Regions from separate parts of the Homo sapiens genome. Here region 1 is linked to region 2. The links are chromatin loops, found by intact Hi-C in ENCODE. Cell type or tissue: B cell. All regions are shown on one strand. Links, peaks and the distances in the headings refer to the core of each region. The heading gives the core; the rest is flanking DNA. Region 1 holds the start of WFDC5 (WAP four-disulfide core domain 5). Region 2 overlaps STK4 (serine/threonine kinase 4).

Region 1 (16,059 bases), core at 5,194-13,193, 68 kb before region 2:
TTTGCAGTCATTGCATTTTTTACAAATTGAAGGTTTGTGGCAACCCTGCACCAAGCAAGTACATTGGCTGCATGTTTCCTATAGCATGTGCTCACTATGTGTCTTTGTGTCACATTTTGGTAATATTCACAATATTTCAATTTTTTTCATTATCATTACATCTGTTATGTTGGTCTGTGATCAGTGATCTTTGATGATACTTTCCTAATTGTCTCAGGGTGCCATAAACTGTGCCCACATAAGACAGTGAATTTGATCGATAAATGTCACATATGTTCTGATTTCTCCCCCAACCGGCCATTCTCTGTTTCTCTCCCTTGGAACACAACAATGCTGAAATGAGGCCAATTAATCATCTTACAGTGGCCTTTAAGTGTTTAAGTGAAAAGAAGAGTCATGTCTCTCACTTTAAATCAAAAAAAGCTAGAAATGATTAACCTTAGTGAGGAAGGCATGTTTGAAAACCAAGAAAGGTCCAAAGCTAGGCCTCTTTTACCAGTTAGCCAAGTTATGAATGCAAAGGAAAAGTTATTGAAGGCAATTAAAACAGCTACTCCAGCAAACACACAAATGGTAAGTGAAACAGACTTATTGTTAATATGGAGAAAATGTTAGTGGTTTGGATAAAAAAATCAAAACAGCCACAGCATCCCCTTAGCCAAAGCCTAATCCAGAGCAAGGCCCTAACTTTTTTCAATTCTATGAAAGCTGAGAGGTGAGGAAGCTGCGTAAGAAAAGTTTGAAGATAGCAGAGGTCGGTTCACAAGATTTAAGGAAAGAAGCCATCTCCATAACATAAAAGTGTAAAGTAAAGCAGCAAGTGCTGATGGAGAAGCTGCAGCAAGTTCTCCAGAAGATCTACACAAGATAATTGAGGAAGGTGGCTACGCTACACAACAGATTTTCAATGTAGATGAAACAGTCTTTTATCGAAAGAAGAGGCCATTTAGGAATTTCATAGCTAGAGAGAAGTCAATGCTTGGCTTCAAAGCTTCAAAGGACAGGCTGACTCTCTTATTAGGGACTAGTGTATTTGGTGACTTTAAGTTAAAGCCAATGCTCATTTACTATTCCAAAAATCCTAGAGCCTTTAGGAATTATGCTAAATCTATTCTGCCTGTGCTCTATAAGTGGAACAACACAGCCTGGATGACAGCACATCCATTTACGGCATAGTTTACTGAATATTTTAAGCCCACCGTTAAGACCTACTGCTCACAAAAAAAAACAATTTCTACTTTCCTTTTGTAATATTTCTACTTATTGACAATGCATTTGATAGCCCAAGAGCTCTGACAGAGATGTACAAGACAATTAATATTTTCATGCCTGCTAACACAACATCTATTCTGCAAATCAAGGAGTAGTTTTAACTTTCAAGTTTTATTATTTAAGAAATACATCTCATAAGGCTATACATTATTTAAGAAATACATCTCATAGCTGCCACAGATGGTGATTCTTCTGATGGATCTGGGCAAAGTAAACTGAAAACCTTCTGGAAAGGGCTCACAGTCTAACTGCTATTAAGAACATTCATGATTCATGGGAGTAGGTCAAAATATCAACATGAATAGGAGTATGGAAGAAGTTGATTTCAACCCTCATGAATGACTTTGAGGGGTTCAAGACTTCAGTTGAGGAAGTCGTCACTGCAGATGTGGTGGAAATAGCAAAAGAACTAGAATTAAAGTGGAGCCTGAAGATGTGACTGAATTGCTACAATCTTATGATAAAACTTGAATGGATGAGGTGTTGCCTCTTACGGATGGGCAAAGAAAGTAGTTTTGAGAGATAGAATCTACCCCTAGTAAAGATGCTGTGAACATTGCTGAAATGACAAAACCAAGAATTTAAAGTATTATGTAAACTTAGTCGATAACACAGCAGGGTTTGAGAGAATTGATTCCAACTGTTTGTTGTTGTTGTTGTTTTCAGAGACAGGGTCTTGCTCTGTTGCCCAGACTGGAGTGCAGTGGCATGATCACAGCTTACTGTAACCTTGAACTCTTGAGCTCAAACAATCCTCTTACCTCAGCCTTCCGAGGGGGTAGGATATAGGCATGCACCACCATCCAGCTAATTTTTTAATTTTTTGTAAAGGTAGAGCCTCACTGTATTGCCCAGGCTGGTCTCAAACTCTTGGGCTCAAGTGATACTCCTGCCTTGGCTTCCCAAAGCTCTGGGATTATAGGCATGAGCCACTGCACCATGCCATGACTCTGATTTTGAAAGAGGATGTACAGTGTATAAAATATTATCAAACAGCATTGCATGTTTGATAGTATTTCACAATATGTGACAGAGAAATCTTTCACAATATACCTTTGTATCACACCTGCACATGTACCCCCTAATTCTAAAATGAAAGTTGAAAAAAAGGAAGAGTCCATGGATGCAGCAAACTTCATAGTTGTCTGATTTTTTAAAATTGCCACAGTCAACCTATCCTTCAGAAACCACTACCCTGATCATTCAGCAGCCTCAACATCAAGGTAAGACCCTCCGCCAGCAGAAAGATGATGATGACTCACTGAAGGCTTACATGATTATTAGCATATTTTAGCAATAAAGTATTTTTAAATTAAGGTACATACTTATTTTAGACAAATGCTATTTTGCACTTAATAGACTACACTATAGTGCAAACATAACTTTTAGATACACTGGGAAACCAAAAAATCCACATGGCTCACTTTAATCCCAGCATTTTGGGAGGCCAAGGTGGGAGAATCACTTGAGTCCAGGAGTTAGAGACCAGCCTGGGCAACATAGGAAGGCCCCCGCCCCCCGCATCTCTACAAAAAATAAAAACTAACCAAATATTATTGCAATATTCTCTTTATTTCAGTGGTCAGGAACTGAACCCACAATACATGCTTGTCTGTGCTGGCATAAGAATAAACAGTCAAAAGAAAAGAACGGGCAAGGCACGGTGGCTCACGTCTGTAATCCCAGCACTTTGTGAGGCTGAAGCGGGCAGATCACAAGGTCAGGAGATTGAGAGGAGCTTGACCAACATGGTGAAACCCTGTCTCTACTAAAAATACAAAAATTAGCTGGGTGTAGTGGCATGTGCCTGTAATCCCAGCTACTCAGGAGGCTGAGGCAGGAGAATTGCTTGAACCCGAGAGGTGGAGGTTGCAGTGAGTCAAGATCATGCCACTGCACTCCAACCTGGGTGACAGAGCGAGACTCCATCTCAAAAAAAAAAAAGGAAAAGAAAAAAAATGAAAACCCATAAACAGCCCCTGTTACAATAAGACTTAAGTTATTGATAAAGTTTTAATTCTTAATCAATGGCAAAAGTTTAAATTATTCACTAAATGATCATAGGACAATTGCTTAATTACTTACAAAAAAAAGATATTTCCTATTTCACGCTCTATACCAAGATAAACTTCAGCTAGATTAAAGAATTATCATGTCTTTCAAAAATCACAAAATAATAACAAGTAAATATAGTGAATATTTATCTAACATCAGAGTCAAAAAGCCTTTTTAGCATAAAAATAAAAGGAGAAAATATGAATGAAAAGATTGAATTGATTACCCCAAAATTTAATCCTTTGGTACTAAGCAAAAATGAGGAAAGAAATATTTGCAATATAGCATCAAAGCATTTATCAAGTTTATCTCATTCAGTTCTCAGAACCATCCTATAACACGTATATGATTATCTCTATCTCTACTGGTATACAAAAATAAACAGGGGTTTTACAAAATTAATGTCAAACAGATAGAGCCTATGGCACCAAGATTCAAAACTAGGTCTGCCTAACTCCAATATACATCTGTTCACTACTGCCCCTTGTGTATGACAGGTTAATAGATTCTTAATATATAAACAGCTCTTAAAACTCAAAAATAAAAGGACCCCCAATAAAAATGAGCAAAATACAAAAACAGGCAATTCACAGAGAAAGGATACAGTCAGTATGCGAATATGAAGAAATGCTCACCATCATGGGTATTAAGAGGAAGAGGAAGACAAATTAAAATGAAATATTGTTTTCCGTTAGCAAAGATTTTATTTACTTATTTTTTTAATATCCTGTATGTAGTAAGAATATCCACTAAGGATCTTTGGCTGTGAGCAACAGCATCTGAGCTTTGGACTGTTCTGTTTAGAGAACTGGCTTATCTGTTCAAGACTCTAATGAAGGCGTGGGCAAGTTAGGGGTGGAGAAGAGTGCAGTGGGTGTAACCTGGATCCAGTGCCCTCAGCTTTGATAGGAGAAGTACCTGCTGATTGGCAACCAACCAGAATGACAGCAGTCAGGAGGCAATGGTTCCACCAAAGGAAGAGACGCTGGGCAGACGAAACAATAGAGGTCTATGGCAGGGCAGGTGGAGGCTCTTGTACACTCACTTACTTCCTTTCTGAAATTTAATTTGACCAGATATATCCAACGCCTGGAAACATGACTGTGCCTTTTGACCTAGCATTTCTAACTTTGACAAATTTACTTTAAGAAAACAGTCAGAGATGTGACTCCAAAATGTACACAAAAAGATGGTTATCACAGCTTTATTTATGAAAGTGGAAAATTGGAAACCTCCATGTTTCATAATAGGATACTGATTGTGTATATTTTGGCATATCTTTTTTCCCTAAAAACTTTACTGAAGTGATGTTTTGACATATAGATCTAACAAAACAGCATGTAGCCATCAGAAAACATGATGTTTAGAGAACATTTCACAGCACAGGAAAATGTCTACAAAATAATTTTAATTTAAAAAGCATTGGCATGGTGGCTCATGCCTGTAATCCCAACACTTTGGGAGGCCGAGGCGGGTGGATCACCTGAATTCAGGAGTTTAAGACCAGCCTGACCAACATGGTGAAACCCCGTCTCTACTAAAAATACAAAAAATTAGCCAGGCATGGTGGCGGGCGCCTGTGGTCCCAGCTACTTGGGAGGCTGAGGCAGAGAATTGCTAGAACCCAGGAGACGGAGGTTGCAATGAGCAGAGATTGCCCCATTGCACTCCAGCCTGGATGACAGAGGAAGACTCCGTCTCAAAAAAAAAAAAAAAAAAAAAAAAAAGAGCATTTCATGGCTGAGCACAGTGGCTCACCCCTGGAATCCCAGCACTTTGGGAGGCCAAGGTGGGAGAATCACTTGAGTCCTAGAGTTAGAGACCAGCCTAGGCAACATAGGAAGACCCCCCATCTCTACAAAAAATAAAAACTAGCCAAATATTGGGGCGCATGCCTATAGTCCCAGGTACTCAGGAGGCTGAGGCAGGAGGACTACTTGGGTCCATGAGGTCAAGGGTTCAGTGAGCCATGATGGCACTGTGCACTCCAGCCTGGGTGACATAGCGACATTCTGTCAAAGACAGAGAGAGAAAGAGAAAGAGAGAGAGGAAAGAAGAAGGAGAAGGAGAGAAAGAAAGAAAGAAAGAAAGAAAGAAGGAGAAAGGAAAGAAAGAGAGGAAAGAAGGAAAGAAAGAAGAAAGAAATAAAAAAGGAAAGAAAGAAGAAAGAAAAAGAAAGAAGAAAGAAAGAAAAGAAAGAAAGAGAAAGGAAAGAAAGAGAGGAAAGAAGGAAAGAAAGAAGAAAGAAATGAAAAAAGGAAAGAAAGAAAAAGAAAAAGAAAGAAAGAAAAGAAAAAAGAAAGAAAGAGGGAGGGAGGGGTGGAGGGAGGGAGGGGTGGAGGGAGGGAGGAAGGAAGGGCTCATATATTTGTCCTCCAAAATAAAGCTTCCAAGGAGGTGCCAGCATTCCAAAAGCAACATCAGATCATAGAAGACAGAGCCTCTCCTATCTTAATAGCTTAGAAGACAGCACGAGAGATTCACATTAAACCCAAGGAAGAACTTCCTGCTGCCAGGGCTGTCCTGGATTGGAATGGGTAAGTGAGACAAGCCCTGTAATATCACCCTCCTTTCTCAGGATCAGATGAGGTATTGACCTGCTTTTAAAACCCAGGAACTGAATGAGGGTGATGGGGAGGCCACAGTGGGAAGTCCCAGCTTAGTCAGGAATTAGCTGCGTGTCCTTGGGCCAGTCCCCTCTCATCTCTATCTCACAGTTTCCTCGTCTTTCAAATGAGAAGGCTGAGAGAATGTACTTCGATGGAGTTTCTGTTTAGGATGTCCCTTAGGATGCCAAGTCTCAGCTCCCTCTCTTCTACCAAATGCAGGAGGCAACATCAGAGATACGAAATCTAAGGTGGGGGTCCCTGGATGAGATGACATTTTTTTGCTCAGGATCCCTTAGGGCCAGAGAAGAGGTTCCAGTGGCCACACATCTGCTGTGACCAGCAAACTTAGCCAAGCCAAAAGCCATGCTCCCCCACCCTCAACAGCCAAGCCAGCCCCAGGAAGAGGGCAGTTCTATCAGAAGCCACTGGTGATCTCACCAAAGGCGGGGTGGTCTTTCTCCCATCCACAGGACCCAAGAGGAGAGGCCAGGGCTGGCCTCACTCATTATGCCAGCCTGGGCCAGCCTTCTTTGGCTGCAAGCTCTGGCCTAACCCTAATGCCTTCTCCCTTCCTAGGCATCCAGAACTCTGCAAACCCCCACTCCTTTGCTATTCAAAGCTGACCTCTACCCGCTGCCTAGACATCGCTGGGGCTTCAACATCTTTGAGAGCCAGGATAGCAAGCATCTGCCTCAACAACCTTCACCCTGTGTACAGATGAAAAAACTGAAGCCCAGAGAGACAAGACTTGCCCAAGATCACAGCCCAAGTCACCGATACAGGCAAGACTGGATCTGAGTCCCCCACATGCAGGATGTGCCGCCACCCTATCTTCAGCTATTGTGACAGCATCCCTTGCACTGAGTCCTCGGGCCCTCAGGGGGTGGGGCCAAGATGAAGCAGGCACGGTGTCACTCCACACCCCCTCTCTTTCCTCTCCTGACTAAGTTTCTCTGGCTTCCCTGAGGCTGCAGGTGTTAATCTGGGGGGCCCTGGGCCCTGAGCCGGCAGCAGAAATATGAGGACCCAGAGCCTTCTCCTCCTGGGGGCCCTCCTGGCTGTGGGGAGTCAGCTGCCTGCTGTCTTTGGCAGGAAGAAGGGAGGTGAGTGCGGGAAATCCCTCTGCTGGGGGGACCAGATTGTCTCTACTTCTCTAGGGAGAGTAAGGGTTTGGGGGAAGGCAGGTAATGCCCTGTGGGGTGTGTGTGCGCGTGTGTGTGTGCGTGCGTGCGTGTGTGTATGTGTGGATGCCTGATTCTTAGTGCTTTCAGAAGCCTGTGTTTTTATGTGTGTACATTTGTGCCTGTCCACCTGCCTGTGTTGGTATCTGTAAGTGTCTTTTCTGCCAGTTTCTCGGTGCTTGTCTGTGCCTGTCTATATGTCAGGGGGTGGCAGGGCGGGGAATGCATGTGCCTGTGTCTGTGTAGACATGTGTCTTTGCGTCTGCTTGTCTGTGCAAAGCTCTGTCTGCACACGTACACTTAGGAATGGCTGCACGCATGTGTCTGAGCTTGGTGCCTGTCCATGTGTGTCTCTGTGCCTTCAGGTGTGGGGAGGGACCCTGTCTGTGCCTGCTGGGCTGTGGTGTGACTGGGTCAGTGGGTCCACCACCCCATCTGTGGAAGGGACTTGGGAATTGAGGAGAGGGTGTGGCTTCTGGGATCTGGGCTTTGTGGGGAGGAAGCTCTGTCTCTAACTCTCATCGCCCCCAACCTCCTGTCCCCATTCCCACCCCTGACAAGGCTGGGGCTGGCCTGCTGACAGGTGAGGGAGGGCTGCTGAGTGGCTAGACAGGTGACTCCTGATCTGGGTGAGGCCTCCACCTGCGTCCTTTTCTGGGGCTGGAACACTCCAACCTACATTCACCTGTGCAACCCTTGCCCTGCCTTAAAGAAAGGGGACAGTAATGGGGACAGGCTGAGGAAGGAAGTACACTGGTGAGCTCCAAGGCTGGACCCTGTGTTGGCTGTGATTCATGCACCATCATCACGTAACTCCTCGACAAGGTGCTGTGAGGACAGGACTATTTTCATCCCCATTTTGCAGATGAGGAAAATTGAGGCATAGCGGGGAACCACTTAACAAGGTCAAAGACTGACTCTGAGTTAGTGCCAAATGTGGCATTTGAATGCAAGTATTTGAAATCAGAAAGATTCACCTTACCAACTATTACAGCAAAAACCCAGGACTGTACAGGACAATGCACCCCCAACATAGGAAGGAGCTGAGAGACCAGAGAATGACTTAGACAAGGCCAGATTAGCAAGTGCATGAGTGCAAGTATTTGAAATCAGAAAGATTCACTTTACCAACTATTACAGCAAAAACCCAGGACTGTACAGGACAATGCACCCCCAACATAGGAAGGAGCTGAGAGAACAAAGAATGACTTAGACAAGGCCAGATTGGCAAGTGCATGAGTTTATTAGGACTTCCAGGCAGGACACTCCTGGAAGGCAACAGGACAGGTCTGGAGACTTACTCCTTGTAAAATGGGGTCCCATGCCTCTCTCTCAGGAGTAAATGGTGTCTCGAGGAATAAGGGCCTGGCACACAGTAAGCACAGCATAAGTGGGTGATTTGGGGGAGTCATTGTGTTCCCAGGGAGCACACCCCAATATTCAGCCCAGCTGCTCAGAGGCAAAGAGCTGGCACAGCAGAAACCGAGCCTGCGCAGGGCCACTCTGCATGGGCAGGTGTGACAAGCTTGTCTCTCCCCCAGTTCACCACACCTTGTCCCCCACTGGTTTCTCTCCTGTAAGACATTGCCGAGCTGTTGGTAGAATTTCAGACAATGGAGGAAGGTGACGAAGCCAAGGGAAGGGAAGTCTCAGTTTGTTGCCTGTGGAAGCCCAGCCGCCTCTGTTTATAAGAGCTCCCCATTCTGCCCCCTTCTCACTCAAACGTCTGGGTGTCTCTGATACAAAGAGCCTGGCATAGTCCCTGATAAACAGCAAGTGCCTAATTAAATGCTGTCAGTGGTTATGTGGTATTGGGAAGATATATGTGTCTGTGTAGCTCTGTGCATATGATTCTGTATATATGACTGTGTATGCTTATGTATGTCTCTCTGTTCACATACATATGCTATATATTTATATATTTATATACATAACTGTGTGTGTCTGAGTGTCTATCTGTGTGTATGTATCTATGTGGGTAGGCATGTGTAAATGACAGTGATTATGTTCCAGCTCATATGTACATACATGACTGCCTGTTTATATATGTTTATAAATATATTGCATATATATAACTCTCTGATATATGTCCATATGTATATATGTGTGTATTAAGTTGAACCATGTAAAATTGCTACTTTTGTAGATAAAACAGTTGACTATCTGCAGTTTCCTACTGTTAAGCCTGTAGCTAATTGTGTGTCTAGATCTAAATGTGCTTGTGTATTTGACTATGTGTGTATCGTCTGTGTGTACAAGTGTATATATTTAACCATGTTTGGATACGATTCTTTTGCTCTCTAAGTCTACACACCCATGGCGCATGCATCTGGATGACCATCTGTGTGTGTGACTGTCTCGATGTACACATCTGTGAGTGGAGAACCTGGTTTGGAGGGACTGTTAGGAAAGGCAGGCAAACAGAGTGAGTGTGACCACCCAGAGCCTCTCACGCCGGCTCTGCACACGCCAGGCTTTTATCCCCACCTCCACATTGCAGCTATCGCAGTTCTTCCACTGGAAATGCCAGCTGTCATGCCCCATCCCTATCTGTCCATTCCCCAAGGCCAGCCCCAGGCCCCTCGCCACAGAAGCTCTCCCTGCCTGACCCACCCGGCTCCACCGGCTTTGAGTGCACGCAGCTCCGTTTGGCCCACCCTTTGAGGCCTGCGCACCTTTGACTTGGACTTGTGAATTCAGGGCTAAACCTTGGACCTCAGACAGTTTCCCAGGAACCCTCCCATCACCCCCACCACCCCAAACCCACACTTTTTCCCCCTCCCCACGCCAAGCCTCTCTTTCTCCAGCAGGGGGCAGCAATTTAATTTAAACCAACCCGATGTGACAGCTGAAGTTGACTTAGCGCACGTAGGATGTGAGCAAGGTGCCTACTTATGTGTGCAGCCAGCACCCAGGCAGGGGGCTGAGGGGGAGGGGCGGACACAGAGGTAAAGTCACAGAACCAGATCCAGCTGCCCCTCGGAACTCTTGAACATTTTCTCTGATGCTGGATTGAATTGAAGACCTGGGACCTGCTCCATCCCTACAGCTCAAAGACAGCTCAGGGTGGACACTCACAGAGGTCAGAGGGAGCCGGGCCCTGGGAGTCCTAAGCCCAGCCCATGTGGGTCTGGACAAGTCACTGCCCTTTTCAGGCCTTGATTTCCTCCTCTACATGGAGGAGGATACTGATTTCCAGCTTTGTGCATGAAATATGAACATGGCCCAAAATCCCAGCAAGAAGAATGTTAGGTAAGCTCTGGGACAGGACACTCTATACCATTCAGAGGAACGCCTCAGAGACAGAGTTAACGCCTGATCCTCGAAACCATGCCATTTGCAACAGTGATGAACGCAACGGTGCAGAAGACGTGGCCAGCTGTGGCTGTGACAGTGCACCAGGCTGGCCACTGCTGACGCACGTGCAATGCTGGGCCTCACTTCAAAACCCTTTCTTTCCAAGTCACTGAGCCCTACTGCTGTGCGCCAAGGGCTGTGATATGGACCAACGGTGAGCAAAGCTGGCAGGGTGTCTACTCTCCTCACCTCCAGCCAAGTGAGAGACACAGACAAACAGATGCAGCATCACAAACTCTGGAGGAAAGAAATGAGTGTGTGTGTGGGGGCCGGGGTGGGGGGGCGCTGACCTAGTTAATGTGGGGTCAGAGAAGTAGGGTCTTCTGAGGATGCGATGTTTCTGCTGAGTCCTAATGAGCTGACCAGGCGCATGGAGTACAGGAGAAGTGCACTAGGCAAAGGATGCGGCCCGAGCAAGAGCCCTGCAGAGAGAGCTGGCTTGGAGCAGATCAGGAGGCACTGAGTGGGAGGGCAGTAGAGGATGGGGCTAGAGAGATGGGCAGGGCCCAGACCAGGCATGGCCTTATTGGCCACAGTGGAGATGTTGGGCTTCATTTTCCCCTGTCATTTGTGCCATCTGAGTCTCAAACTAGCCCAGCTTCCCATTTCACAGCCAGAAAACTGAGGCTTGGAGTCATTATAAACAAACAAACAAACAAAAATAACAACTAGCCAAAAGACAGGCAAAAAGCAAGGGATGGAGAATTCAGTCTTGTCATTCCCAGGTCAGCGCTTATTACATAACCGTGAGCTTCCTCCAGCTGCAATATTAGGAGATTCTCTTACAGAGAAATCGGGGGGCTGCCCGCCAGATGATGGGCCCTGCCTCCTATCGGTGCCTGACCAGTGCGTGGAAGACAGCCAGTGTCCCTTGACCAGGAAGTGCTGCTACAGAGCTTGCTTCCGCCAGTGTGTCCCCAGGGTCTCTGGTAAATGCCTCCCCTCCACCTTGCTGACCATCCAAGCCCCAAGCTTCAGGGCCAGTGGGCAAGGACGGAGCTCACCCAGTTCCCTGTGTTGCAGTGAAGCTGGGCAGCTGCCCAGAGGACCAACTGCGCTGCCTCAGCCCCATGAACCACCTGTGTCACAAGGACTCAGACTGCTCGGGCAAAAAGCGATGCTGCCACAGCGCCTGCGGGCGGGATTGCCGGGATCCTGCCAGAGGTACGGCTCCTGGGTGCCCAGGGCAGGTGCCTCCCCTCTCCGAGCCCAGCTCTAATACTTTCTTCATTGCTACAAGCTTAACAGGATGCCTCCCCAGAAGTCAGGACCTCCCATGGCCAGGATTAGGAAACTGGATAGGGGTTGGAGGAGTCCTGCTAGGATGACAGAGGACCCGGGAGTCCTTGGTTCTCTTCTTGAGCTTGCTGTGGCACCTGGATGACAGCCCTAAACTGCTCTGGGCTTCTGTTTGCCCTTTTGAAGGGGGCAGAGGAATCCTGCCTTGGTGGCAACCAGAGCTGAGCTGGTGGGGCATGGATGGGAGACCAAGGCCAGAAACCAGAGCCCTATTATGGGAAGGAATTAACCCTTTCTTTCTCCCTCCTCAGGCTAATTCTGATTTAGGATCTGTGGCTCTGCACCTAAGCTGGGGACCAACGGAAAGAGTTCACGATGGGAGGCCTGGGGCCCTGCCCGCTGGACAGCACTATCTCTACCAGCGGTGGTTCCAGCCTTCTGATAATCACTGGCCTGCTGACACTTCCCTGCAACCCATCCACCCCTGGTTTCTCCTCCTGGGAGTCAAAGTCCATAGCCTGAGCTCGGAGGAAGGCCTCTGTATCACCCCAGTACTCTGCACCACTGCCATACGAGCTTCCCACCCTTCCTAACGCTTTCACACCAATCCGTACATGCTGCTTCCTCCACCAAAAATGCCCAATTCAGGCAGACCCTGACCTCTCCCTCAGGCAGCCCAACCATCCAGAATGAATATTCTTGCAGAGTTTTCCAAACATCAGTCATTCACCTCTTTCATGATTTTCACCATACCTACAAAATAGCACCATGATAGGTTGCACGCTGCCTGTACCACCATTTACTTAATGTTTTCTTTAAATGGCTCACTTTTGTATATAAATAAATTCATTTCAAAAGAAAATTGATATCACTACTATAAATGAGATCAATTACCACAAATGGAATTATGAAAACAAATGCAATGGAAACAGCTCAGTTCCATTAAAGTAAATCATGTCAGATTAAATGATATTAAATAGTGTTATTAAACTCTAGCTAGCTACAGCCACCTGCCAAGACTGAGCCTGAAGCCTGTACTCACTCTATGTTTTTGGTTTTTTGTTTTTTGAGACAGAGTCTCATCCTGTTGCCCAGGCTGGAGTGCAGTGGCACGATCTTGGTTCACTGCAACCTCCGTCTCCCGGGTTCAAGCGATTCTTCTGCCTCAGCCTCCCAAGTAGTTGAGACTATAGGTGCCCACCACCATGCCTGGCTAATTTTTGTATTTTTAGTAGAGACAGGTTTTCACCATGTTGGCCAGGCTGGTCTCAAGCTACTGGCCTCAAGTGATCCACCTGCCTCAGCCTCCCAAAGTGCTGGGATTACATATGTGAGCCACCGTGCACGGCCAGTCTATGTTTTAATCAATGAAGATTTTAAAGGGTTACAGATGCAAACATCGGCCGGGCACGGTGGCTCACGCCTGTCATACCAGCACTTTGGGAGGCTGAGGCAGGCGGATCACGAGGTCAGGAGATGGAGACCATCCTGGCTAACACGGTGAAACCCTGTCTCTACTAAAAATACAAAAAATTAACTGGGCGTGATGGCGGGCGCCTGTAGTCCCAGCTACTCGGGAGGCTAAGGCAGGAGAATGTCGTGAACCCAGGAGGTGGAGCTTGCAGTGAGCGGAGATCGCACCATTGCCCCCCAGCCTGGGTGACACAGCGAGACTCCGTCTCAAAAAAAAATAAAAATAAAAAAATAAAATAAATAAATAAATAAATAAAAGATGCAAATGTCTAAGCTGAGACTTTCTCCCTGAGGTAATCAGAAGAATTGAGAAGGGAATGACTTTCTCCCTCCAGGAGTCCATGTTATGTGACACTGCATCCAGGTACATACTAAGATCACTTCAAATTGCCCAAAATTTGGGGAAATGTTGCTCAAGTCGTCGGGATGTCATTATTGTGATGGCTCTCTCTCCACCTCACTCACCTCAGTTTCTCCTGGGTCCAGTATGCAGTCAGGGTTTAACAAGTGTTTCTTGCGGGGAGAAGGGGTCAATGAGGGAATGACAGTCATCCCAAGGGATATCCCTGGACCCAGACAGCTGGATTCCTGACTCTCCCACTTTCCTCCCAGGAAGGAGGTGGCAAATTCCCTGCTCTATCTGCTGGGCCTCTTGTGTCCAGCACAAGACTGAGGGACTGGGCGGTCCACTGTGGAGGTACACTTGGGAATCCTTGGTCTTCTTTCCCTGTTCTCTTGACCTTGCAGTATGATGACAGGTCATCCTTCTGCACTCTGGGCTTCTGTTTGCCCCATCGGAAGATGGAAGGGATTCTACTTCCTCACCCTCCTTGTTCTTACCATGGGATTCAAATGCTTGAACGGTTGACTCAAAAGTACCAAATGCTAACTACATGGATATAGACTGAGGTCTTGGAGAGGGGAAGGAGAACTATCTGGGAGTCACTGACTCTGAGCAAACTTGGATATTTCTGTTCCTCTTTCTGGGCCTCAGTTTCCCCATATACATATAGCTTCAGATAGTTAACACAGGTAATATTGTAGATTGGATTATTTGCCTACAATTGTCCCTTTCCCCTCCCCACCCCATGCTTACAGTGGCTTCCCTCAGGGAGAGTGTACAGCCTGCCCCAGTGACTTGGGCTGGGCGAGGAGACCTGTTTTAGCTAATGGGATGTGGGTGGCAGTGACAGTGTAGCCTGTTTAAAGACAAAACACCACCATTCTTTTTTTTTTTTTTTTTTGAGATGGAGTTTCGCTCTTGTTGCCCAGGCTAGAGTGCAGTGGCACGATCTTGGCTCACTGCAACCTCCACCTCCCGAGTTCAAGTGATCCTCCTGCCTCAGCCTCCCAAGTAGCTGGGATTACAGGCACCTGCTACCACACCCTGCTAATTTTTATATTTTTAGTAGAGATGGGGTTTCACCATGTTGGCCAGGCTGGTCTTGAACTCCTGACCTCAGGCAATCTGCCTGCCTCAGCCTCCCAAAGTGCTGGGATTACAGGTGTGAGCCACCTCACCTGACCTCCACCCTTCTTAGAGCTTCTGCCCTCTGCCATGAGAAGAGCTTGCCCGGAGCCACTTGTCTTGCTGGAGAGACACCTGGGGCAAGCCTGAAGCTGAGCCAGACCAGCCAAGCCTCAAACTTGCCAAAGAGAAAAAAATATTTGTGGTAAGAAGTCACAGAGATTCAAGGGTTGTTTGTCACAGATTTATCACAGTAAGAGCTTGACTAATTCAGATTCTGGTTATTAGTCTGTAATGAACGTCTACTGCAGATCTCCCACTTTTAAACATCATTTCATTCATCCAACCCATAACCCTGAGAAAGGCTATTCCCATTTGACAGTGAAGAAATAGTGGTTATGAGATAAGTGACTTGCCCAAGACCCCCAGCTGAGAAATGATGTAGCCAGGATTAAACCATACCATATTCCTCCCTTGAAAGTAATAAAGGCAGCAACAGCTAACAATTACAGATCATGTGCCATGGACCAGGTATCATTTTAATCACTTTACATGTATAATCTTGTATAATCTCATGAAATCCTCATATCCTTATCGGGTAGGCTTCATTACTTTTCCCCATTTCACACATGAGGAAACTGAAGCACAAAGAGGTTAATTTGGCCAAAGTTGTCCAACTTGTAAGTACTAGAGCTGGGATTCAACCCCAAGCAGTCTAACCATAAACTTTACATCCCTATTGACTACTCTAATTAATTACAATCGGTCTTTGAAGATTTCTCCCACTTAAGATTCCTCCCATTTGAAGATTCAGTGTCCATATCTGAAAAATGAAGATCACAAAGACCTAAGAAGGTTAAGTGACCAGACTTAATTCTAGACAACTGGAACCCAAGCCTGTTGATACACAGCTTATTGCCCTAGGTTTCTTTCCTCAAAGGCATCAGGAGGAAAATTAGGGGGTCACAGCAGGAAGCTCCCAGTTAAGCCAGTTAAGACTTGGCTGTCAAGAGCCCTGTGACTATCCTGGAGCTCTGAGTTCTGAGCTAGGTCCTTGGAATGGCAAGAGGTGACAGGTCACAGACCATGGCTTCTCTGGCTATAGGTAGCAGCATCTACACAGTCCATTCTAGATTCCCTGCTCAGCTTCCTGGCTAACTCACTCCCTGTTCCAGCAGTTCTGTGAGCTGGTCTATGCAGTGCCATCTCTGAGTTCAGCTCCAACCCAGTCAGCTCTATCTGTACTGCCTGTCTCCTCTGCCTTTCTGGAAAGTCTCCTAGGAGGCTGGTTCCTTTTGCAGACTCTAACCTTGCTTTCCTCCCTCACTTATTCAATAAATGTTTGCTGAGCACTTAATATAGGCTTTAGGCTGTGCTTCGCAGAACTCATGCACTAGTGGATGAG
Region 2 (16,059 bases), core at 5,136-13,135:
CATTCTCTGATACAGTGTTGGAACAGATGATTGAGAGAGACAATGGCTTCTAGGAATTCAAGACATGCCCATCTGTCACCTGTGCTTACAGTGAAGCCACACAGAAGTTAACTATGGAACAGTCCTTCCTAGGGCCTAAGGTGCTAGGATACTTATTGCAGTTCTTAGGCTCCATTTCTGAGCCAGTCTGGACTCAGCTCTTTTTCTCACCATGTAGTTGAGATTAAAATTATCCTGTAGTTTAATATCAGAGAATAAATGGCCACAAGAATGAACGCTAAAGAAGAAGCCTGCCAAGCAGCCATGGATCAAGCAGTCTCCGAACCAAACAAAGGAAATGAAAAACAGTCTCAGGCTCACACAGGCTGATACTGTTTTAAGCAACCTCTTGAGGTCAAAAACCGCAGGCATTTAAGTCCTGCTCTCAAAGCCATTTCAATAACTGAGTTAAAAACCCAGCTCAAATCAGCTAGCACGATCCACCAGCAGAACCAGGCTACTGTGGTTCTGAGACAAAGATGACATTCATTTACCATGTGGTTTCTCAGAAAGCGTATCTACACAGCAGGTTTCCCTGGCAATTTTGGATACATATGTCTTTTCCAGACTGCTGTTCTTGGCTAGTTTTCTGAAAGAAAAGAGCACAAAATCTCATTATATTCCAAAGCACAAATAAATTCAGTCTCAACATACTTTAAACCAAGCTTTACAGGAAAAATAAGAAGTTGAAACAAAAATAGTGTACCCTGTCAAGAACAATTTAGGATAGTCTTCTCACCAGAAACTGCTCGACAGGACTACTTCAGTAAAAAGCCATTAACAGGCAGTGCTGTTGACCTTGGCTAGCTACTGGGCATTCACATGGCACTGCCGGGTCAGAAACCTAAACACCAAACATAGTCTCCATTCATCTTTCTTCTAGCACAGAAGAAAAGAAACTCATCAGAAAAAGTTTAAAAAGCAGAGCATGGAGATTGTCCAGAAAGGTGGTGGCAAGAGTCTGAGAGCGCAGGTGCTGATGGTTAAAACCCCAGCTTAATTCACACACTCAACAGGCAAAAAAATGCAACAATAAAAACAATCACAAAGACTCAATCCCCAAACCTCCTGTTGACAAGAAAAAAGCCTGGCTTAATATATTAGAACGACCTGAAAACAACCCAACTCCAACCAAAAAAGCCCCAAATGTTAAATGCCAAGTAAAAAGAGGATGATTAAATCAATCAAAAGAATGTAATGTGATGGGCTACTATGTGACCCTTAAAAATGATTTCACAAGTGTTTTTAATGATATGAGAAAATGTTTAAGATATGTTAAGTGAAAAAAAATCAAGATTTATTATGCATGCAGAATGATCTCAGCTGTGTAAAATAATATCTAAGTATTAAAAAACTGGAAGGAAATGTTAAAATGTAATTATTATTGCTGGGGGGGGTGGAAGAGTTGTAAGAGACATTTTCTTCTTTAAGCTTTTCTTCAGTCTCTAAACTTTCTATAATGAGTGTGTTTTTACAACTAGAAGGTTAACAAAATAGCATTGTAACATTATAGAAGAGCAAACCAACACCAAAAAAGAAGAAAATAATAACATTTATTAAGTGCTTATTGCAGGCCAGCAGTAAGGACCATTGTCCTAAAGGTGCTTTACGTGCATTACAGGTTTAGTATCCCTTATCCAAGATGCCTGGGACCAGAAGTGTTTTGGATTTTGGATTTTTGGATTTGGGATTACGCAACCTGCATCTCATTTGATACTCACGACAGCCCTATGAAAGAGGTATGACTTTACCATGTTTGACAGATAAGACAATCAAGGGTTAGACAGGTGGCATAATAGGTGGAGAAGATAGGCTATGAGCCCTAACAGAATAACTCCAGTGGTTTTAACCACTATATGCCTCTCAACCACAATGGCATAATCTGTCTCCCTGCCTGCAAGCCTGACCTAAACATAAGCCTCAATGACAAAATCTACTTTAGAAGGCACTATAATAATTTAGGATAGTGTGACTGCCAAGGTACTAAGATACTCAGATAAATATTCAAAAGAGGAACTAAAACACCTCTAATGAAGCTATAAAAAGAATCCATGTGATAGAGCAATGCATCGCTGCAGTTGAAAACATACCAGCACAACAAATCAACCCACAGCTAAATCCCACTATACAAGAGAAGCTAGTAATAACTGTCAAAGAAAGACCCCTGGTAACCACTTATTGAACTACCATGAAAAAAGGAACTCACTAAAAGATACAATAACAATGAGCTAGACAGTAAGGATTTGAATTTGTCTCCCAAAAAGCCCCCTAGCAACAAGAGGCCTGGACCATCAAAGGCTAGAGAAAAGAAAGAAACTAAAGAGAAAAATAAAAAGCATTGTACTTGATGCCAAATTATATAAAATACAACCAGCACAGAAGGACCACCTTACTTTTCTTTCAGTCTAGCACTAAAGGCCTTTTGGTTAGAAACAATCAATTTTGCTTGGCAAAAAAAGGATCAAGACATAGAAGTACTTTGGATCAAATTCTGTAGAATCAGCCTATTTGAGATGCATTAAGGTTAATGCCAAAACCAATACGGTGTTCTGTTCACAGTTTCTTTCTAGAGGTTTTAAAAGCCGAAAAACATTAAAACTCAGAGTTTGAAGTGGAAAGTTTCTATCTGTAAAAACAAGCCACTTTTAGGTACTATAAGCTATTAAGATTTGGTAATTCTAAATTAATTATGTATTTTTTAAACCCTTGGTTGTTAGAAAAATATAAAGCTCGATTGCTACCTTACTCTTAACACCAAGACAAATACATGATAGATTAAATATTGAGAAAGAAAAAATAATAAAACATTCTAAAACAAAGTAAGGGTTAATATTTTTGTAATCTTAGAATGTGAAAAACTTTCCCAAAGATGACATAAAATTCCAGAAACCACAAGAAAAAGCTAATAAATCAAAATATATAAAAATTTAAATGTCTGAAGTTAGATACCATATACAAAGCTTTAAAAGATATTCTAGCAGAATATCTTTACCACATATGTTAAAAGGTTCATAACCTGACTTGATAGCTGAAGAAGTCTTTAAAATCAATAAAGAAAATAAGAATTCCATGGAAAATTCAGTAAATAATATAAAGCAACAATTCACATACCAAAAACGATAGGGAAATTTAACAATATGTATCAAAATTTCAAATTTGTGAACAGTTTGACCCAATAATTCTACTGCAGGAATTAATTCTAAGGGCGTACCATGCAAAGATGTTATTAAAGCAATATTTATTAATATTAAAAAGCTGAAGGCTACCTAAATGACCATCAGCTGGAGACTGGTTAAATCAGAGATCACAAACACAAATGTTTTGAGAGACTGGCAAAGACAACAGAAATAAACTCAACAGTCTGCTCATAAAACAAAAACAGGAAGTGATGGGGTCTGTGAAGAGCTGGAGAACTCAGACCCATTTCAGTAGTTCAAAGTATAAAAATTACATGTGCCACAGGCCAAACTGGCTCCCCCTTTCCCAGTCCCCACACACCCCCAGAGTGAGATGTGTAATCTGTAGCCATGGCACGAGCACTGCTGACTGTTCTCTCTGCAGCCAGCCTAGGAAGATCCCCTTACTCTGAATGCTCGTCTGTTCTATCACATTTGAGTAGATACAAAGGAGCTCATTGATGTGGCCAAACGGATTCTCAGGATTAACAAAACCTTAAAGGTCATCTAGTCTAACTTGAAGCTTTCCTTGAGGCTGCAGTCATTCAGACGTTTAGGCCCAGGTGAACAGTGTAGAGAGGGGAGGGGAAGGAAGTGGAAAGTGATGGAGTACAAAGCCAGAAGTCAGGGAATGAGGACTACACTTGGCTTTCCTGTGGGATTTTCATTTTCCACAACAACAAAATTGAGATGGGAGGAGAAGTGGTGAGAATTCTTAAAAAGCTGAAATCCTGTGCATCACATATTTTCTGTATCACTGTACGTAAAACTCCATTAACCGAATACCAGGAACTCAAGCATTATTCTAATATGAAGTGCTGAATTCACAGTACCATTGTTAAACATCCGTTTAGCAATGAACTCTGGGCAGCTGTTACCCTCACTGACCAAGCTGGCAAAGGGAAGAGTTCCACAGATAATGTGACAGATTGTATATGGTATTTTTACTGCAAGATCTTAATTCATCCCAGGAACTGTTTTAAAAGAATAGTTGTAGTTTATAATTGCAGTCTCAGCAGCACTTCCAAAAGTGGAAAACCTCCACTTGAAATTGGAATGGAACATTTCTTCCCAATGTGTGAAAATAACTTTATGCTTGGTCCTGCATATCTAGGAATAAGAGCACTTGGGAGGGGGTAGAAAATTTCCTGACTTTACCTCATTTTTAATAGCACTACATTAAGATTTATTAAACTAGATGCATCCATGTCTAAAGAACAGTTTTTGCTGTGTATTTTCTCCTAAGTAAAGGGCAAATGGAAGTGACTAGTGGGTCTATAAAGTAGATTCAAGTTTGCTCTCCCTCCAGCTGCTGGCCACCCTCTGATCCAATGCTCTGCAATGTGAACTCTGCTTGATGAAAGGGTACCCTCGGCAGCTGATGGATCCCATACAGCTCTCTCTGTCTCTCTCTGTCTCTTTCATACATACGCACATACATTTACTTGAGCTATTTTACATTAACAAATGTACCATCAGGAAAAAACTGTTTTGAAAAAAAAAACATCAATGTGGGAACTGTCCAGGACCTATAGCCTCCAGGCAGGCACAGAAGGGAAGCAATCAGAGAAAACACAAAAGGTCTATCAGTGTTTTAGTGAGTATCCTTGATATTTAAACCCTAGGAACAAGAAAGTCATAACAGAATTAAGCTCACCCTAGGAACAAGAAAGTCATAACAGAATTAAGCTCATCTTAGGTATAAAATAAATATCATGGCTGGGCATGGTGGCTCACGCCTGTAATTCCAGCACTTTGGGAGGCCGAGGCGGATGGATCACCTGAGGTCAGGAGTTCGAGGCCAGCCTGGCCAACATGGTGAAACCCCGTCTCTACTAAAAATACAAAAATTAGCCGGGCATGGTGGCGGGAGGCTGAGGCAGGAGAACCACCTGAACGCAGGAGGCAGAGGTTGCAGTGAGCCAAGACCACGCCACTGCACTCCAGCCTGGGCAACAGAGCAACACTCCGTCTCAAAAAAAAAAAATCACAAAGCAAACAATGTGTGAACTAGCAGGGCCTGCAACAAAAGTGTGAAATAAGTGTAGGTCTTCCTCTTACCTTCCTTTTTTAGGGCAGCCCACCTCAGTATCTTTCCCTTTTCCAGTAGTTCATCCATGTCTCCCACCCTAAGTGTTACACATGTAAATAAAATTTACTGAATGCCTACTCTGTGTCAGATACTCTGCTAAGCACTTTAAAAGCATTTTTAAATTAATCTTCTCAATAACTCAGAAGTAAATATGATTAGTATCTTCATTTTAGGTTGGGTGAGAAGCCTAGAGTTACTGGTCCCATAAATAATGAAACCAGCAATGGATCCAAGTCTATCTGCTCTTGGTCAGTATATCAGACTGCCTTCTATGCTCATGTTGGCGTCCTGGGTGTCCTAAGCATTTCTCTGCTTTTAAAAGAACAGGAAAAGAACCTTATATATACTGAGCATCTTTTACACACTTTACACAAGCTCTTTATTTTAGGCTCACATGATCCCTATGAGAGAGACGCATTAGCTGCATTTTTTAAATTGGCAAACAAAGACCAAGAGAGTTTGAGGGCTCTTGAAGGCTTAATCTTACCTTTAGCAGACAAAGAAACAGAGTCCCAGAAAGGTTAGGTGGCTTACTTAAGGACACAAAGCTAGTTACAGTCAGAGCTGAGACCTGATTCCCAACCCACTGCTCTTCTTCACTATAAATAAGCCATCACTCTAAAAGGAACCCACATATTAATAATAGATTAGGAATGCCAGGCACTTTGCTAAATGCTTTATGCTTTATCCAATTCGATCAAGGGAATTCCCAACACTGTATTTCCAATCAATGTTTTTTACTACAGTTTTACCAAAGAAGCAGGGAAGAAATCTAAATTCCACATCTATGAAATTATAGTCCAATTAACATATTCCTATACACATAGATGAATGGATATTACAAAAAGAAAATCTGAAGAAATTTAAAAAGATTTCCAAAGAGTGCACAATGGGCCCAAATAACATAATCAAATAACACATTCTGAGCACCTGCATGCTATGGCAATTCGCTAAGGGCTGCACATGTTAGAGAAAGAAAAGATGCAGCATCTGAATTAGATGAATGTTTACCATCGGCACATATATAACCATTCTCACACAAACAAACGTGCGTTATTCTGAGAAAAATAATGGTCTATCTTTTATTAATCATGCACCAAGGGTGGGACAGGTCACCTAGCATCTCTTGTCACCTAGCGCCTCAAAGCCTCTCTGTCAAATAAGTGGGAATAAGATCTATAAGATCTACCATGTGAGGATATTATGAAAAGAAGATGGTATAAAACATTTACAGGGACCTAACACACAACAAGCATTCAATAACTGCTATTTTCATCATTTCCTTGTCAAAATCCAAAATGTAGTTAGTCTTAAGAGACCAAGTGTGTCTGCCAATAAAATTTAAAATTAGACAAGATAATGAGCAACCAATATGAAGATTACTAAAAATATTCATTATCTAACACTGGAGTAAGAAAAGCAAATTAGGCTGGGCGTGGTAGCTCACACCTGTAATCCCAGCACTTTGGGAGGCCGAGGCGGGCAGATCACGAGGTCAGGAGTTCAAGACCAGCCTGGCCAACATGGTGAAACCCTGTCTCTACTAAAAATACAAAAATTAGCCAGATGTGGTGGCAGGTGCCTGTAATCCCAGCTACTCAGGAGGCTGAGGCAGGAGAATTGCTTGAATCCAGGAGGCGGAGGTTGCAGTGAGCCGAGATCACGCCACTGCACTCCAGCCTAGGTGACAGAGCAAGGCTTCATCTCGGAAAAAAAATAAATAAATAAATTTAAAAAAAAAAAGAAAAGCAAATTAGCAGAAAAGCCCATACTGATTAGACAATAGATAACAGAGTAGAAGAGAAGAAAAATTCAGGAACAAGTGCCTGAATGAGACTGACAAGCACACTGTGACAGAGATATAACCAGAAAATATATCAAATATTTCCTGTATCCATTAAGATTCCTCCACAATAGATACCTTTGTTTTCAGAGGTTATATTTGCTTTTTTTTTTTTTTCCTTTTAGTTTTGAGATAGGGTCTCATTCTGTTACCCAGGCTACAGTGCAGTGCCACAGTCATGGCTTGCTGCAGCCTCAACTTCCTGGGCTCAAACGATCCTTCTGCCTCAGCCTCCTGAGTAGCTGGGACTACAGGTACGCACCACCACACTTAGCCAATTTTTCTTTTTTTTTTTTTTGTAGATACAGGGTATTGCTATGTAGCCCAAGCTAGTCATGAACTCCTGACCTCAAGCAATCCTCCTGCCTTGGCCTCCCAAAGGGCTGGGATTGCACCTGGCGAAAACCAAAAATGTTCTTAAAATAATAATGCCTTTTTAGTTAGAATGACATTTTCTGGCTAGGTGCGGTGGCTCAGGCCTATAATCCCAGCACTTTGGGAGGCGGAGGCAGGCGGATCACCTGAGGTCAGGAGTTTGTGACTGGCCCGGCCAACATGGTGAAACCCCATCTCTACTAAAAATACAAAAATTAGCCAGGCATGGTGGCATGCACCTGTAATGTCAGCTACTCAGCAGGCTGAGGCAGGAGAATCATTTGAACCCGGGAGGCAGAGGTTGCAGTGAGCCGAGATTGGGCCACTGCACTCCAGCCTGGGCGACAGAGCGAGACTCCTTCTCAAAAAAACAAACGAACAAACAAAAAAAAAAGACACTTTCTGACAATAGCAAAATTACTGTACAACCCATAATTAGAAAGTAAATAAGAAAGAACAGCAAAAGAAAGTACAAATTAAATTGCTCCAATAAGAATTGTTTGCATAAACAATTAATGAAATACAAAGCTTGTCAATCTGCATTGTGTTCTCAATAAGCATGAAAAAAAACACTGTGAGTTAATAATAAATACTCCTCTAATGTCACGAAATTCCCAGGAAGATGCAATAAACCTGAAATCATTCTTCCTGGTTACTGTAGTCCCTATCACATGTTATTTGAAAGAAGATTCTTTTTCCTGGTTTATAACATTGGGTATTTAATATGTAAGCATAGTTTTTGTTTTTGTTTTCATGTGAGAAAACACACACACTTATGAATTAACGCAGACAGGAAGCCACTTAGGGGTCTGGGTTCCAGACCTGATTCTGGCACCAAGTAGGAAAGATGCCTTTGTAAAATGTCTCTGGGCTCCAGTTCCTCAAACTATAAGAGGATAAGAAACCCCACCCTGCTACCTCACAGAAACACTGTAAGCATTGCCAAACAAAAGAACAAACTATGAATGCATCTTTAACTATATTAAATGCTACCTAGATCTAAAGTGATAATGTTACTATCATCAGCAAACGGAGTCATACCAGAAATCCAGGCTTAACTGCTCCTTTGTCTTCCTCACTTCTGAATTATTTGTCATCATTCAAAGAGTTAATTTTTTTATAATAGTAAAATAAAATGTGAAATAAAAATAAGTGATAATACTTAATACACAATGAACCGAAAATAAACATCAACGGCCTTATAATTCTTGGCTAATAAAATTCTACCAAAGTTTTGAAAGTAAACTTAGTTCAAATAACCCAATGTATATTTCATTTGATCCTTTCTCCAACTCTGTGGGAAAAGCAGGATAGGTACTATTATGTTTAATTTTTACAGATCACAAACTAAAATTCAAAGAGGAGGGTGACTCACCCAAGGTCCCAGCTAAAGCCTGGGCCATTCACCCTTCTTCTTATGTAATGTAATGTTCATTCTACTGGTCTGTGTTACAAGTTTTCCCTATTTTCAAACAAACTCACTTCACACAATGTCAAATTTCTAAAGTGATTCAGTAACTTTTTTCTTTTTTTTGAGACACGATCTTGCTCTGTTGCCCAGACTGGAGTGTAGTGGCACAATCACGGCTCACTGCAAACCATATACTCCCGGGTTCAAGCAAGCCTCCCACCTCAACCACCTGAGTAGCTGGGACCACAGGCACATGCCACCCTACCTGGCTTTTTAAAATGTGCTTTTATTTTTTGTAGAGATGGGGTCTCACTATGTTGCCCAGACTGGCCTTGAACTCCTGGGCTCAAGCGATCCTGCAACCTCAGCCTCCCAAAAAGCTGGGATTATAGGCATGAGCCACTGGTTCGGTAATTTTATCATTCACCCGGCCTGGTTCAATAATTTTATCATTCATTTTACATAGCCAGCAAGCTCTGCCTTAAGCAAATGCCACACAGGAGATTGTGCACTCAAGAAGTGAAAGGGCGGCATCTATTGGTAGAAGTGTGTTACTGTAAGGGAAGTAGTTTCAGAGCTTCAAGATTTGAAAATTTCCGTTAACCTCAACAGTTCATGATTTGAGAGGTGGGTAGAAAGAAACACTGTATTATTGTATAGAGATGTAAGGAAAAGAAAGGAAGAAAGCATTAGGAAGTTCTAAAATTGATACCTATGATCACTTTGGTAATCAATTTCCAAGCAGTAATAGTTTTAATTCCTTTGTTTTAGAGTAGTTTTAGATCAGTCCCTCTGGGAGCAAGTATTCTTTGGGAATGTATCTCTGATTTTATAACAGAAGGCAATGGCAAATCACTGGGGGAAAAGTTTAGGTAGTGAAATTTACTCCATGGACAATGTTTCAAGAAAGGAGGGGAAAGTGGAAGGAGGGAGGAGAAGCTGACATTTATGAAGTGACTACAGGTGAAGTATCCCTTAACCAAAATGTTTGGGACCAGAAGTGTTTTAAACTTTGGATTTTGGAGGATTTTGAAATATTTGCATTATACTTACCTGTTGACCATCTCTAATCCAAAAATATGAAATTTGAAATGCTCCAATGAGCACTTTCTTTGACTGTTCAAAAGTTTCAAATTTTAGAGCATTTCAGGATTTCAGGTTTGGGATACTCAATCTGTATTATATTGCAGGCCCCTGATGTGCATTACTCCATTTAACTCTCATATAGGTTCAAAATGTATCCTATGGGTTCTAGTATTACTTCATTTTACAGATGAGGACAATGAAGCTCAGAGAGGAGAGGTAAGTGGCCCACAGCTACTCAGCAAATGGTGAAGTCAGGATTTGAACGCTGAAAGCCTGATTCCAATGATCTTAACTACCAAATCTACTGCTTCTTCACTAAAAGAACAGTCACTTTGGTACACTTGGTACACAACTGCAACTTTATCAAGCCTTCTAAACAAATGTAAAATCTTTGCTATTGTGAATAGTGCTGTAATGAACAACCTAAATGTTCATCAATGATAGACTGGATAAAGAACATGTGGTATATATATACCATGGAATATTATGCAGCCATAAAAAGGAAGGAGATCATGTCCTTCACAGGGATATGGATGGAGCTGGAGGTGATTATCCTTAGCAAACTAACACGGAACAGAAAAAAAAATGCTGCATGTTCTCACTTATAAGTGGGAGCTGAATGATAAGAACACATGGACACATGGTGGGGAACAACACACACTGGGGCCTGTCAGAGGGTGGGGGCTTGGGAGGAGGGAGAGCATCAGGAAGAATAGCTAATGGATGCTGGGCTTAATACCTAAGTGATGGCATGATCTGTGCCATAAACCAACATGGCACACATTTACCTATGTAAAAAACCAGCACATCCTGCACATGTGCCCCTGAACTTAAAAGTTGGAAATTTTTAAAAAAGAAAAAGTAAAATCTAACATTTTCAGTCAAAAAATCTGGATGTATCGAACAACCAATACCCTGAGTTGTGTTTTTTTCTCAGTAGCAGTACAATAAATTACCATCAATCAGCCTTCTCCTCCCTACACTGTCCATTAGAAATCTCAGTAATATCAGCATCAAACTCCAACAGAGAAATGAAGAAAGGAAATGAAACATGCTTTCCATTCCAGCATTACTGGTGCTTGGAGTAGGTGTGTTATCAAAGACAAAAGATGCTAATTGCGTTGTATTTCACTTGAGTAGTGGAGGATCCAGATTTGTATTAGGTAAAAGTGGTCCTGTTGGGAGAGGGAAATGACACCAGGAACACACCTTAGATAATGAGAAAAGTTCTGCATCATGTTTTTTCTTTCAGAGGCACTGGGCTACATAAGCAAATATCACTTTCAAGAGCTCTAATAGAGACCCTTTCTTTGGATGGAGTGGGAAAACTTGCATAAATCTCCTTTGTCTTCTCAACATTTCATGTCCCAGGAATAAGGATTACTGAATTGTCAAGAGTTCGTGTGAGAAAAAAAAACAGGAGGTAAAGCTGAAAAGAAAGACTGAAGAAAATATCTTCAACAGCTCAAAAGAAGAGTGAAAAATATGTGTCTAAGTGAATGAGATCATAATTCAAAAGCGTGGCTATAGATCCAGGAATAAGAAAAATACATTCATCTCAGCTGAAAACTAAAAACTGTGCTTTCTAGAGTAATAGCTAATTTACATTTTAAATTTCAGCCATTGAAACCTTCTTGATGAATAATAAACAACACTGAAGTTACAGTTGTTTTTCTTTTTCTTTTCTGACTTCAAATTATAGAAAAATTAAAGTAACTGAACCAAATCTGGCTTTGGTTGTAATGAGATTCAAACTTTAAAAACTTCAGGTTCTGATTACAGCAATTAGGAATTCCAGGCCTCCAGGTTGTTAACACCTGGCAACATTTTAATGCCTGCGGCAGGCTAACAAACAATGTTTGCCAGGAGATTGATTACTCACTCTTCCTGTGACACGTGATGTTATGACTAGAGTCTTAGGGGCTGCTTTATACAAACAGCACTAAAATGTGGCAGAGGGAGACCTCTGAATAAATCCACTCCTTGCTGTTTAAAAAAAAAAAAAAGCTAAACACGCTTAAAACATGTAACTTGCTTCTCAAAACTGACAAAGCATGAACCTAAAAAACCAAAACAATCATAAAAAATTGCATTCCCTATTTATGAATAGGTTTATGAAGCAATCAACTTAAAAACTGTTGCAAACAACCTAAATGTGTATCATCAGAGGACTGGCTGAATAAACTACAATACATCCTCACAACAGAATACTAAGCATAGGAAAAAAGAATGAGGACTATCTCTATGTATGGCTATGGAGTAATTTCTAGGATATATAATTAACAAAAAACAAACAGAGAAAAGTATGGACAGGACACTACTGTTATCTCAGAATGGTAGTACAAACATACATGTATTTGTCTGTGCGTGCATGCATGCATGCATACATGTGTCTTGTGTATATCTCCCAAACATTAAAAAAAGGAGGAAACAGAGGAGATAGGAATAGAAACTAAATCTGAACAACTTTGTTTTGTAGACTTGCCCCTTGGAACCATATAGTTTATATAATTATAAAGCAAAACAATAAAAAGCAATACCTCAAACAAAAAACAAAATGAAACAAAAAAACCTATTGGCCAATTAAGTTTGTGGCATAACCACGTAGAAATTATTCCCAGTAGCTTTAACATATAATAATTTCATTGTACATCTATATGGGATGTCCCTAAGGACAACAAGCTGCAACACAAATCTTTAACTGTTTTCAGTATTGTTGTCAGAAGTACTGGCATTATTATTCCGAGGCTGACATTTATTGTGAATTGAAAAACAAATGAGTAATTATATTAGAATTGCTGGGAAGATATTTGGCATGGGGGAAAGGATTACAGATGTGGGATGAAAGTGGTTAAGGAAAAAACTAGTAGTATTCAATCTACACTGGAAATAGCATAAGAACGCATGAGTTTGTAATAAACACATTTCCTGGATTCATACATTGAAAAGGCTTAGAAAAAAATGACCTAACTGCAATGAGCACAACTTGCACCCAGACTGTGGTCTCTAATTACCATTTCCCATTTTAAAAACCTGAGTTCCTTAAAAAAAAAAAAAAGGTCTGTTTCCAGGTTTGGAGCAAGACATGGACAAGATGAGCCTGGAACATCTCACATCTCATCATACTAGAAAGCAAGGATGCTCTCACAAACTACCAGGGAGTATATAAAGCATACCTCAATAAAACATTTAAAAGTAACTACTGGGGTTATATCAAGATGGAACCATTTGAACATAAGAAATAGATGAAAGGATTGAAACAGATCAAATATTTTTAAATCCACGAATTTATGATACAAAAAAAATCCCTGGTTATATCTTTGGAGAATGCCAGGGAACCAATACATTATTTTGAAAATTATAATAAAAATCAAAAAATCAAGTGCATATTCTGTCTTTTCTGTATACATTGTACCTGAGATTATCTAAATAATGAAATGCTTCTTTACTTCAATTGGTAAATGGAGAAGAAATGATCAAATGTCACCACTTTGTAACCTCTAATGAAATGGCATCCAGACAATGACCTTCACTGGTTTCTAACAACGGAAAAAGAGAGATGACCATATATCCAGATATTATGAACCTTCTGATGGAAGTATACATACCACCTATGAAATACCCTTGCCAAAAAAAAAAAAAAAAATCGAACCTGATTCTGATCAAGCTTCTAGATCAGCAATTCTCAAAGTCTGGCTTGCAGATCCCTGGAAGATCCCTGACACACTCTTAGGGGACTCTATAAGACCAAACTATTTTCATATTAATCTTAAGACACTATTTGACTTTTCTACTGTGTTGACATCTGTACTGATTACACAAAAGCAGTGGGGGCTAAAACTGTTAGCCTCAGTAGAAACCAAAAAGTGGCACCAAATAGTGTCAGCAGTTATTGCATTCTTTACAGTCACTGGCTACAGTTTTTTAAAAATCCTTAAGAATGTCCTTGATGAAGTAGTAAAAAAGTTCATGTCTTTTTAATAGTATCTATGATGAAATGGGAAGTCCGCATATAGCACTTCTGTTTTAACTGAAATACAATGGTCATTTTGAAGCAAAGCACTTGTGCAATTGAGCTGCAAGCTCAACCAGCTGCTTTTTCCACAGAGCACCATTTTACATGAAAAATGACAAACTGTGAGTATTCAGACTTGGGTATCTGGCAGACATTTTCTCAGAAATGAAAAAAGTGAGTCTGTCACTCAAAGGAAAACAACTAAGAGTGTTGTAGCTGATGATAAAATTCAAACCTTCAAATGAAAATAAGTATTCTGGAAAACTTGAATCTACCACTGTGAGCTTGACAACTTCCCTACACTTAGCTACTCTTCTGATGAGACTGGTCATAACTTCAAGGAATGTGGGGTTTTTTTATATTGTTTAATGAAATGTGCCAACATTTAGAAGATCCATGTAACTGAATGAACCAACATCTTCCAAATGCCCAATGCGTGATGTTACAAAATCATGTGTGAGTAAAAGTTCCACTCAAAATTTTAAAACATCAATGAATTTTAATATACAGAGTAAGAAAATTTCATGAATTTAGTTTTATATTCTACATTGCAACTAACCTATAAGAAACCACTACTTGTTGAGTTTTGGTATAGGGTCAAAGACTATCCACAGTTATCTTAAACAGCTATTACAATAGTTCTGTCTTTTTCAACTACACCTCTTTTTGCTAGGCTAGACTTTCTTCCTATACTTCAAACAGAACAATGTATTACAACAGACTGAATGCAAAACAGATAGGATCATCTATCTGTCTAAGCCAAAAAATTTGAAAAATGTAAACAATGCTATTTTTCTTACTCATTTGTTTTTGTTTTGGGAAAATGGTCATTTTTCATTGAAAAAAACTACATTAATGTATAATTAGCTTTTTTTTTAAGTAAATAAATTCTTTAAACATTTTTTGAGTTTTAATTTCTAATTCAGTAAATATTAGTATAAACGAAAGCCCTCTGGGGTCCTCAATAATGTTTATAAGTATGAAGCGGTCCTGAGGACCTCTGTTCTAGATAAAACTACCAATTTATAAGAAACTCAGGGAACATATTAAATAAGACCACTTAGATGCAATCAGCAATATCCCGAATGAAGGTTGAAACTATATGGGATAACAACTGGGTTTCTCCAACAGTATCTCAGAGTACACGAGCAGGGGTAGCAGAAAGGAAGGGCTTTAAATTAAAAGTGGCTTAAGAGACATATCAACCAACTTCCTATAAATCGCATTTGGATCCTAATTCAAACAAGCTAAAAAATATATATAAATCCAGGAGACTAAACAGTAACAAGGCATTTTTTGGCATTAAGGAAATTTATTACTCCTAATTTGTAAAAGTATGATAAAGGTATTATAATTTTTAAAAGGTCAATAATATTTTATAAATACACATGAAATATTTAGAAATGAGATATGCCTGGGATTTGCTTCAAAACAATCAAGCAGTGTGGGTGAATAGTGGAGGTGAAGGATTAAATAAAACAAGAATAGCTGACTTGATGATTGTTGTAACTGAGTAATGGGACATTAAATTTTACCTTACCATTAAAGGCTGGTAAATTTAAGAATATGCACTAACTTTTAGAGTCACTTTGAAATAAATGAACAATAATTTCACCAAATGTTTTGGGAGAGTTATTTTTGTCTCTATGAAATGGCAGATAAAGTTTCAAATTGTAGATAACTGAGTTCCCAGGAAACATCAAGATGCATTCTTGACAGTATTGACTTAAGCGTAGGCAAATAAAGCATTTCTTCTACCATTTCAATCATGATTTCTAATTATAAATAAGGTAGTAATAATTCTTGCCTCCCAGCAAGTGTCTGATTTCTAACATGTGCAGCCAAAAGCAAAAAGTACAACCTAATAATAAATGAGTAACTGACTATGTTCTGACAATTCAGTAAAGCTTCTTTGTAAAAACCCAAAGAAATCTCAACTTACAATCAGATTTGGAGCCCTGATCTAGGAGAGAATGGTTAAGATAAAGTTTCATGGAATCATAGGTTGTTATCGGCCTCCTG

The links. Hi-C counts contacts between places; a loop is a spot of excess contacts. Peaks named below come from ENCODE experiments on the same cell type or tissue, not always from the same donor. Only the 100,000 strongest peaks of a DNase experiment are listed, where the experiment ranks them.
Region 1: a loop joins it to region 2, with 22 times the contacts of the local background. A loop is called at or near these places in 12 of 110 quality-filtered maps.

The regions. Positions count from the first base shown.
Region 1 is chr20:45,105,979-45,122,037 of GRCh38, reverse strand. It overlaps WFDC5 (WAP four-disulfide core domain 5), which reads left to right and starts at 6,864. Exons shown (of 4, transcript NM_145652.4): 1 at 6,864-7,039; 2 at 11,263-11,403; 3 at 11,498-11,638; 4 at 12,025-12,575. The coding sequence starts at 6,955. The coding sequence ends at 12,029. RefSeq lists enhancers at 6,427-6,926, 6,927-7,428. In B cell, for the core only: CTCF peaks have their summits at 9,729 and 9,928 (motif pointing right); a DNase peak (open chromatin) is centred at 9,967.
Region 2 is chr20:45,037,655-45,053,713 of GRCh38, reverse strand. The region is part of intron 10 of STK4 (serine/threonine kinase 4); the gene reads right to left. Among named protein-coding and RNA genes, the nearest start is that of KCNS1, 55 kb to the left of the region's middle. RefSeq lists a silencer at 1,815-1,884. In B cell, for the core only: CTCF peaks have their summits at 9,289 and 9,490; a DNase peak (open chromatin) is centred at 9,463; H3K27ac peaks cover 4,740 bases.